Regions from separate parts of the Homo sapiens genome. Here region 1 is linked to region 2. Evidence: chromatin loops called from intact Hi-C (ENCODE). Cell type or tissue: PC-9. All regions are shown on one strand. Links, peaks and the distances in the headings refer to the core of each region. The heading gives the core; the rest is flanking DNA.

Region 1 (5,380 bases), core at 209-5,208, 120 kb after region 2:
GCAGCTAAGGAATAGGAAGTGGATATTGTCAGTGCCTTCAAGACATGATGCATCCAGAACCCGGATCAGCCAGGAGCTGCAGAAAAGAAGCTTCAGGGCAGCAGGCCTCAGAACTGCTGCTAGCCAGTCCCCTGAAGCATTTGTTTCTCACCCTCTTCGTGCCTAGGGCAAGTAGAGCTGCAGCTGTCTGGCGCCACTGTAATGCTGTCTCCTCCTCTGAGTGAGTTCATCCTGGAAACATTTTCTCCCATAAGACATGCACAGGTCTTACGTTTACATGTTTCACTGAAAGAAATTTGATTCCACTGCTGGGATGACAAGGTAGGTCATAAATGAACACTTTTTAAGCACATCTTTAAAAAAATAATTTATTCCAATTGTACAAAACAATAGGGGAAAGGAAATAATATTGATTTGTTTATCCATTCATTGGTTTAACAATTACCTATTGTAGGCACTTACTATGAGCCAGGGATGGTTCTAAGTATAAACCTGCCCTGGAGGATCACATATTAATTTTTCTTACAACCAGCTTTATTGAGGTATACTTGCTATACAATAAAATTCACTCATTTTAAGTGTAAAGTTTGATGCATTTTGACAAATGCACGGGGTAGTATAACCACTACTAGGATCAAGATAGAGAATATTTACATCACCCTGAAAAGATTGCTTGCACTGCTTGTAGTCAATCTCCTACCCTCCCCCCAGCTACTGGCAACCACTGATCTGCTTTCTGTCACTATAGTTTTGCCTTTTCTAACATGTCATATAAGAAGCATATATTTTAGCAGTGAATACAACCAAATGAGTAAATAGACATTTGCATTCCCAAGTGAGGCAAGAGCTTTGAAATGGGACATACAGGCTGTGCTATGGAAGCATGTAAGCTAAGTTGGAAAGAGGCTTCTAAGCTGAGATCTGAAGGGGCAGTAGCAGTTTTCTAGGCGAAGAGTGAGAGTAAAGAGTGTTCCATGCTGTGAGGCTACTATATGCAAAGGCCAAGAGGAGACAGACCGCAAGGCAGATTCATCTGGGACCTACAAGTTTTCACAGCTCAAGGATGGAGTAGGAGAGGGTAGGAGTGGTTAGTCAAGACTTTGAAGAGATAAACCAGTTCAAACAAAGAAGTTCTTTCTAAGCATTGTTTGACCTTTATTCCCAGTAGGGAGCTATGGAAGGATCTTCAGCAGAAAACTGATGGGTTCAGATTTGCATTTTAGAAGGATCACTCTCTTGCATGTAGGGAACAGATGGAGGGCAAGGCAGGAGGTAGGGCCCCCCATTAAGAGGCTGGTGCAGTGATCCAGATGAGAGATGCTCAGAGCCGCCACCAGGGGAGGGCAGGCAGTGAAAATGAAGAGAAGTGGATAAATATTTGAGAAATGTAGGAAGCAGCAGTAACAGGAATTAGTAACTAACTGGATAGCGGAGAGGATGCGAGAGAAAGGCCTCACGGAGGATTCTTTGGTTTCTAGCTTGGACACCTGGGTGGAAGATGGTGGCATCAATAAGATAGCAACTTCAGTGGAGCAGGGTTGGAGGGGTAGGGAGAAGAGACAATAGGTTCTGTTTTAGACATGTTGAATTTGGGGGTGTCTAAGAAAATGATGTCCAGCAGACAGTTGGGTGTTCAGGTCTCAGGAAAGAGCTCTCCACGGAGCTTATTCTTTTCTAGTCTCTGTAAACAAGCTTCCAGGCTCTTTCATAAAATTTCCTTGCAAAAAAATCAAAGGATTTGTCCTGTCAAGTGGAATGTTTTTCATATGAAGGGGATTGGCTTCTTGTGTAGTTTAGTCTAGAGAGATTTGTTTCCATGCTACAAACCTTTGAAAAACCGGGAAAAAAGTAGTGATGTCCAACTTTAGTGACATCTCCTCTTCTTCCTCAATACAATCAATCCATTGACATAATAATGTTGAATATCTTGCAGATGAGGAAAGAAAAATGGAGTCAAATGAGCACACCGAGGCCAACCAGATCTGAGCTTTCTAATCTTAAATTGCCTGGGGGTGTGGATGTTATGTGTCTACTGACATGGACAGATTGTGTATGGTTGCCTTTATAAAATGAAGCCCATAGAAATGTTTCAGTAAATACAGTCCTCCAAGTGAACTAAATGTCAAAGGAAAATCTTTTCCTTGCCATCCTCCTTTTCTCTTTTAAACGGAAAGATCCTAAAGAAGCTGTATTAGTGCCCTCAAGAGAAACAGAAGCAATAGGATATATAGATCTATATATTGGATCCTATATCTAGGAATAGGATATATAGATGTATATATCCTATATATAGATCTGTCCTATTGATCTATAGATCTATATAGATATATATCTTATATCAATATATAGGATATATAGAGAGGTACACACATAGGCCTGATGTATATACATAGGTCTGATGTCTGAGGCCAGAAGATAGATGCCCCAGCTCAAGAAGGGAGCACATTCACCCTTACTCTGCCTTTTGACGCTACTTGGGTTCTCCATGGATTAGATGGTGCTCACCCACATTGGTGAGGGCAGGTGTTCTTTATGCAGCTACCCTCATGACACACCCAGAAATAATGTTTTACCAGCTGTCTGGGCAAGCCCTTGGCCCAGTCAAATTGACACATAAAGGTAGCCATCATAGAAACTCATTTCAATGTTGTTTTGTTTTATTACAGGAAGACTGAAGAAACCTAATCCTAGGTGCTGCCACTGGGACAAACAAGAAGCACCAGACACAGTGCTGTTTTAGGGTGGGGCAGAATTATGCTGAGGGAAAAGTTATTATCACTCTTTAAGGCCAAGGAAACCACAATTTTTAAAGAAGCTTCTAGAAATTCTACCCAGTAGAAAATAAAGATAAACTTCTGTAAGGAATTTCATTCTTTTCAGAATTCGCAATCTGAAATGTAGAAGCCCATTCCTTCATGGTTCTCATAGATATTTAGTGTGACTGAGGGGTCAGTGGACTCATAGCACTCAGGCCAGGCTTCTCCTGAGTCCCTTTCTTTGGCACAGAGGGAGTGATTCACAGATCCTCTACCCCCAAAGGCATTGTTTCCTCATCTCAACAAGAATCCAGCACCCGTCATTTTATCAGCACACGTCACTAGCTTCTCAAGTGAGACTACTCTGAAGTGATCTGTGTTTGAAGAATGCCTTTCCCTTTCCCTTACGTAACTAAGAGGATGAAAAAGGACACTCACTCCCTATATGAAAGCTGTGTATTGTAAGCAGTCATCTTGCCTGGCTGAGAACTCTAGGATCTTTTTCTCTGCTCTCCTTTAGGCTGACACTCATAGCCAGACCTTCTGTTTATTAGCCCCCTGAATCTATTTGAAAATATTTTTGCTTTCATTATAATATAAGTCACATTCTTCTTGCATCTGCCGCTGCATTTTCCAAAAGGGTTATGTCAAGGGAAATTCAACACTCACTTTTCTCATTATTTGCTTACCAGCTTGCTCACTCATCAAAATACCAGAGTTATTTGATACTTCAGAAGATTATTTCCCCCTTTAGATGATGTGTCAAGGGAAGGGGAGCTGGCCCCAGTATCAGGTGACAGAATTTTCTTCGCATTTCTACTGTTGACTCAATAAATGCCCTTGGGCAAGTCATGGAGCCTCTTCATACTTTGGTCTCTAGGGATAAAATCTGCCAACCGCAGCATGTGTATTTGAACCTCAGTGTCCTCTGGAATAAAAATAGGAGGGGACCAGGTGTCCATGTGACCCCAAGCTGATGGGAAGAGGATGACCATAGGACTTCAAAATGTCCTTGAGCTGTAAATTCTGTAATAGGGTCAGGCCCACCAGTGGCCTTCAGGCATTTGTCCAGTGGTGTATGGATAAGTTCTAGCACTTGAGTTTTTTCAGCACAAAGGAGGCACTATGTCAACCTCCCACCCATGGGTATTCTGTTTGCTCTGTGTCCCCGCTTCTCTGCATTTCCCTGCCATATTACTCACCACTGGTCGTAATTACTTGCTTGATCACTTGTCTCCTGGTCTGTAAGCTGTTTGAGGGAGGGGAGCACATCTGCCCTATGCAACACTGTACCCTCAGTGTGGTACACAGGAGCACATGCCTGACATATGGAAGTTATGTGAGAAACATTTGTGAAGTGGACAAATTAATAATGCTGCCTGGACTCTATAGAAATCCCTTTTCTGCATCATTAAGGTTCCCAAGCCTGGCCAAGAAGTAGTGGGATCTGATTAGCCTCATCTCCTCATAACCCTACTTCCTATAATATTATAATGAAAGCAGATCTCAGCCCAAATGCTGGCACACATACATATTTATCAGTAAGAAGATCCAAAATCGTTCATGCAGCTGGTTCTGTAAGCTTGGCAAATTTCCAGCCCTCTGAACTTTTCAGTGCTTTGTCCACACTCTACATGAAAGGGCCTCTTAAGAGTGACAGGGCAGTATTCTAAAGACCAGATTTTAATTGCACCAGGTAACTGAATTGTCTGAATTCACAGCTGAACACAGGACAAGGTCAGAATCATATTTCTTATGCCATTTAGAAAGGTGACAAGTGAAGGGCTGGCCAAAATCTTACACCCAGCTTACGTAAGAGTAGAGACTGTCCCTAATGCTTTCCCCAGTCCACTTGTCTCGAACACCATTAGGTTCAATAGTAAAAGCCCATTTCTCACTTGCTTCATGTTAATTGACTGATCACTAATTTTACCAATAAGAAGCCATTTTTATTATTTATCATTATGATTTTTATCATTTTGTTAATTAGCCAAGCTTCTGCTGTTGACTCCAGATAAAGAGAGTTAAAGCACTTGGGGTGACCACCTAAGTAGATTTTTTCATGGTGAACAAATGGAAGCAACAGAAACAGCTCAGACTTTTGAAAAGTGATGAAAAAGGCCCATGATGCCCTGCTCCTTGAAAATGAAGAAGAGGATGACTTAGCCCTGCAGGGCTCTTTTCTTTGCATGTTCTTACCAACCCTCAGGGGAGATTCAGTCTACTAGCTGGCTTCCCCACGTGGACCTCACTCTGTGGCAAGTAACTGGGAGTAATTTACCTTCTGGGTTCTCTTACAACCCCCTTAGCTATGTAGGTGATTTCAGGCCCAAGGGGGAAGATATCAGATAAGCCAGAACATTTTGATTCTACTGACCGAGTTTCCTCACCTCCCTCCCTTTGTTTCTGATAAATACATACGTTAAGGTCAGCTGAAGAGTTGTCTGTGATAATTGCCCTGAATCCTCACTCACTCCTCTGAATTTCTGTCTTCTGTAGCCTCTTAGCCATGTTGCAGGTGAAGGTCTCAAGTCATTTGCACCACTAGGAATCGTTTGTGTTATTGTGACTGATATATGTCCTCAGAGTTGTATCAGTGTTGTCCCCTACACACACATGCACAT
Region 2 (5,380 bases), core at 270-5,269:
AGAAGGCTAAGAGAGGATGTAGTTCTTGTCCCAGACAAATGTGTGATCTTGAGAAAAATTACTTAACTTGCCCAAGACTCAAAGGCTTTATATGTAAATTAAAGACTTTTTCCTGCTGAAAGGCAGAGGACTGGACCTTTGTTTCAACCAGATTTAAGGTTCTGTCAGTACTAGAATGTAAGAAACACTACCCACCTACACTGATAGATTTTAAACTTCTCCAAGGCAGAGTTGGGTCATATTTCCCTTGAATACCCCTACAGCTCATGGCACACTATTAGTCATCTTAACAGCCACCCTTTGCTGAACAATTTATGAGCCACGTACCTGCCTGGGGACTCAAACTTGTTCAGCAGTGGTTATTAGGAGAAGAGAAGGAAGGGAGTGGGCCACAGTGTGGGGCCTACAGCCTACCCAAGGGCCTCCAGCTCCTGAGAGCAGGCAGCTCTCCGGTGTTGGCATGCACTTCCCAGGATCTAAAGGAGAGATCTTTATCTCTTCTCAGGCCATGCACCGGCATATACACAGCTTCAGGGCAGAGACAGCTGGAAAAGTGTGTCCAGGGCAGAGGCAGCTGGAAAAAAAGTAAGTATTCATACTCCTTTTTTTTTTTTTTTTTTTTTTTTGAGACAGAGTCTCCCTTAGTTGCCGAGGCTGGACTGCGGTGGCACAATGCCGGCTCCCTCCCTCTGCCTTCCGGGTTCAAGCGATTCTCCTGCCTCAGCCTCCTGAGTAGCTGGGATTACAGGCATGTGCCACCACGCTCGGCTAATTTTTGTATTTTTAGTAGAGACGGAGTTTCATGTTGGCCAGGCTGGTCTTGAACTCCTGGCCTCAAGAGATCTGCCCGCCTTGGCCTCCCAAAGTGCTGTGATTACAAGCTCTATCCACTGAGCCTGGCCCATAAGTTTCTTCTAATACACAAACAAAGCTCAGCTGTTGGGCTGCACTGGGCTGCTTGGGTTGTGGATGGAGAAAAACATCAGAAAATTATCCAAATTAGGATGAAAAAGTTCAGTAAGAAGTGAGAGCAGAGGTGGAGAAGGCAAGAGTATGGGAGAAGATGAGAGGGACTTAGGGAAGCAGCTGTCTTCATGACAGGCCTAGGGGAGAAGATTTTCCAGCTAGGATTTGAGAGTGTTTCTCTGTGTGTTATAGGAGTGTAATTCCTCTTTCTGGGCTACAGCCCCCTGCCCTGAGACTTCCAGGAAATGTAAAATGACTCTTTAAGATGTTTTACATTCAGATTTTCTTTTTTCTGCCACCTGGTGCTAAAATGGGCCTAGGGAAGGCCCAGGCTTAGGTTGAACTGGCAGGAAAAGCTTTTCTCAATAACCAGAATCAAGTGGCTCTGCTGACAGCCCTCGGTTTTCAAAGGATCTTGCCAATGGGAAGGATTATGCATAGTGATAGGCAGAGTTAATATGTAGCAAAGTCTTGCAGATGGTTGGAAATGCAGGCCCAACAGATTCTTCCCTCATAAAAAGTGCCAACAGTTTCTTCCCTCATCTCTAATGAATGAGTAATTACAAAGCACCTTCCCATCCATTGTTCCACCTTTGTACCCACGATAACCTATTGAACTAGGCATGGTAAACTAATACAACTCCTACTTAGTAGACAATGTTCAGTGACCTGCCCAATTCACAGAGCTAAGAAGGGCCAGACCTGGGCAAGAATCCAGATCTTCTGACTCAATTTATCTTCATTTGTCTAGGCTCCTTGCCATCTCAGTCTGTCTACCGACAGTAGCACCCCTTCATTCTACCTCCCTGCACTCCCCTCCACCCCCTTGATCATCCCAGGCTTGAATATGGAAGTTGAGGTTTTAGGTCCAAGTGCAACAGAAAACATAATGGCTAAAAAGCCCAAGAGCCTTTTTGCATGTTGCATATATCTTAATGGGAGATATAGAGCTTTTTGTTATTAGTGGGACCTGGGCTCAGTAAATTTGGGGTGATATAACTTACCTATAAATTATAAAATCCAGGAAATAAACCACAAGATAAATACCTCACCCTTCTCCATGTGCCATGCCTTACAATCAACCTGTTGTGGGAAATAACTGGAAGTGAGGGATTAGTCCCCTGAATACATAGAACATTATCTTCTGTATTTTTATTTTTTAGAGACAGAGTCTGGCTCTGTCACCCAGGCTAGAGTGCAGTGGTGTGATCATAGTTCATTGTAACCTCAAACTCCTGGGCTCAACCATTCTTCCACCTCAGCTTCCTGAGTAGTTGGGACTACAGGCATGTGCCACCATGCCCGGCTACATTGAACATTATCTTGACAATGCTCCCTAACCATATAAAACAAAATACTTCAAAACCATCAAGGCATATTTGGAATTCTCCAAGCATACTCAAGGTAAGTATCTGCCTCAGGCCTGTTTAGTATTTCTATCAGCAGCTTGAAAAGTAATGTGAAAGGAATGTTCATAGATTGTTCATAAGGCCAAAGCTGAGAGAGATGGCTCATTTACTGTGTGTAGTTATGGGGAGGCAAAGCTGTAATGCCAGGAGGCCACATATTGAGCAGCTTCTGTGTTCATCCAAACATTTTCAGCTCTCAGGCCCTAGACCTGCTCATTTCCAAGCAGTTTCAACTTCTTGGATATCATGGCCACATCCTGGACCTTGCTATTACTCAGGACTGCTTCAGCTCATGCACTTCCAGCATCATGCTCTCTAAGCACAGTCTTTCAGCTCTTGTTTCTGACTCTCTATTTCACCTATTCTGAACGCATCCACTTCTTGTTGCTACCAACTTCCTTTCTTTCTACATTAGTGAGTCCCACCACTTCCTACCTAGCTTCAAGTCAGAAACTTGGATATTCCCCTCCTATTCCCCTTACTACCCCAGACTTGAATATTGAAGGAGTTCTGAATATACTACCTCACCCTTATGCCAATTTGTCATAAGGAGTGTTTTGCGCTGGAGGCAACTAAGAAGCAGCCAACGTAGGAAGAGCTTTTTGCCTTCCCCCTCTCTGTCTAAAAGCAGGACATAAATTTCCCTATGTGAAGGTGTTCCCCCTCCCCTTTCCCGTATCAGAGAAGAACAACCCTATCACTGCAGACAGAAAAATTGGCACTAAGATGGGACCGCACAAACAAACCTTACTAAAATAAAGCCCCAGCTGTCATTAGTTTCCCTCATATATTTACCTTTCAGCAATTCATCACCTCTAGAAGCCCAAACCCCCTTTCCTTCGTCTTGTCACTTCTTCACAACTTTATCACACTTTGTTAAAGTGGTATATAAACCCCTGGTCTAACTGCCTCTTTTGATCTTTTCTTTTTCTCCATGAAGACCTTTGCGCACCTAATAAAATTACACTATTTACATCAAATACAATTTGTAGCTAGGTATGGTGGCACGTACCTATAATCTTAGCTACTGGGGAGGGTGAGGTGGGAGGACTGAGGAGTTTGAGACCAGCCTGGGCAACATAGTGAGACCCTGTCTCTTAAAAAAGAAACACACACACACACACACACACACACACACACACACACACACACACACGTAAGCCATTTTTCTTGTTAATTTGTCTTTTCTCAGTTTAATTTATAGGTCCCACTCATTTAATATAAGAGGGTAGAGGAAAGTCCTTTTCCTTCCCTACAATATGAAATTTGAATTTATCAGATTTTTTGCTCCCTATATCAACTGCTTACCAGATTCTGTAGATAAGTCTATCCCCTATCCCTTGTTTCTATTCCCATAACTGCCCCCATGCCAACCGTTCCAATGTAATTGATGCACCTGCCAGGTCTGCTTGAGGATCTCACTAAAAGCCACCAGGAACATCTACATACTACTTTCAGAATCCCCTTGAGCTCCTTCCTGCTTTTTTGATTCCTCTGATCATCAGCCTTAATTGAGGCACTATATCTTCCACCCAACTTCTTGGAGTGGCCTTGGTATTCCTGGAGGGAAGAACATTGAACCCTCACTGGGCCTATCTAAGAATAAGTCTTTATCACATCTTGCAAAACTATGGCAAGCATTCTCAGACCTTCCTACCTGCCTCTTTTATTTCCTTTCTTTTCACCCAGGCTGGAGTGCAGTGGCATGATCATAGCTCACTGCATCCTCAAACTCCTGGGCCTAAGTGATCCTCCTACCTCACCCTACTAAGTAGCTGGGACTGCAGGCACACACCACCATGCCTGGCTAATTAAAAAAATTTGTTTTGTACAGATAGGGTCTCACTATGTTGCCCAGGCTGGTCTCAAAATCCTGGGCTGAAGCAATCCTTCTGCCTTGGCCTCCCAAAATGTCGGAATTACAGGCATGCACCACCACACCCAGCCTCTGGTTTTGATTACTTCACTCTCCTGCCTGAAACACTAGGAGATACTGAAGGTAGAGAAGCCAACTAAGTTGGAGCACCAAGTTCCACGTGTTGGGAATAATCAGAATAAAAAAAAAATCACAGAACAGGAGTCTGGCAATGGAGAGAGGAGTTTGAGTTAAAAAAAACATGGGAATCAAAACATTGCTGGAGTCAAGCCTCACAGGTGGGTCCACCTGGCTTCAAGGGCAGAGATGGCCTGAACCACTTGGAAATAGTAAGAAATGTTTTATTTTCCAGTATTTCTTTTACTTTTGGGACCTGTTTTGGAGAGGAATTGAGTGAATAAACAATGTGGGTCTCAGATAAAGAGCCATCTTGCACCCTGCCCCTCTCTGGGCTCAGCCTTCTTTGGAGGACCTATGAGAGAAATGGTTTTGTGATGTGTTGAGCTCGACAAGGCCTCAGTTGGTCTCCTAGCATTTCCATCACCACTTAAAAGAGGCATAGAAGACAGACAGATGAGGGATGTTGGGACTCAGAAACCAATATCCCAAAATATGTTCTCAAACTGATATTTCAAAATAAGTATGTTTACTTTGACATACTGAACTGATGAAGAATCCTCAAAGTCTCTCTAAGCCACCCCCCTCAACCCTCACCGACTCCCTCAAAGCGAGGCTAAAGTTCCTTTATCAGTCTAAAGTCTGTACCCACCAAAAAAAGAAACAAAAAACGAAAAACAAATTGTGTTTTTCTCCTCCTTCCTGTAACACCAAGAAGGTAACCACACCTAAACAGACGCTTTTACAGGATAGTGTCTGTCCCTTAGGCTCCACTCGAATTCCAAAGAGAACTATTTACATGTTAACTTGTGCCCCTGATCCATTAATCCTTTACTGCCTCTCAACAGAATTCCTCTTCTCCCACCTCCCATAACCTGTTTTGTCAGGATCCAAGGCCCCATTCTTTCTGTAACTTCAAGATGGCTATAAGCTTCTGACCCTCATTGAGTGGTGGATAACCACTCTGTGGTTCTCCCCATGTGCACGTTAATAAATCTGTATGCCTGTTCTC

Evidence for each region. A loop is a pair of places that touch in the nucleus more often than their neighbours do. Peaks named below come from ENCODE experiments on the same cell type or tissue, not always from the same donor. Only the 100,000 strongest peaks of a DNase experiment are listed, where the experiment ranks them.
Region 1: a loop joins it to region 2, with 15 times the contacts of the local background. A loop is called at or near these places in 4 of 110 quality-filtered maps.

Annotation. Positions count from the first base shown.
Region 1 is chr6:106,744,575-106,749,954 of GRCh38, reverse strand. The region is part of intron 1 of LINC02532 (long intergenic non-protein coding RNA 2532); the gene reads left to right. Among named protein-coding and RNA genes, the nearest start is that of MIR587, 37 kb to the left of the region's middle. RefSeq lists an enhancer at 683-1,608. In PC-9, for the core only: no CTCF peak of the experiment used is centred there; DNase peaks (open chromatin) are centred at 2,644, 3,084 and 3,544; H3K4me3 peaks cover 872 bases; H3K27ac peaks cover 3,426 bases.
Region 2 is chr6:106,867,263-106,872,642 of GRCh38, reverse strand. No RefSeq gene overlaps it. Among named protein-coding and RNA genes, the nearest start is that of LINC02532, 82 kb to the right of the region's middle. In PC-9, for the core only: no CTCF peak of the experiment used is centred there; DNase peaks (open chromatin) are centred at 382, 1,592 and 2,352; H3K27ac peaks cover 2,892 bases.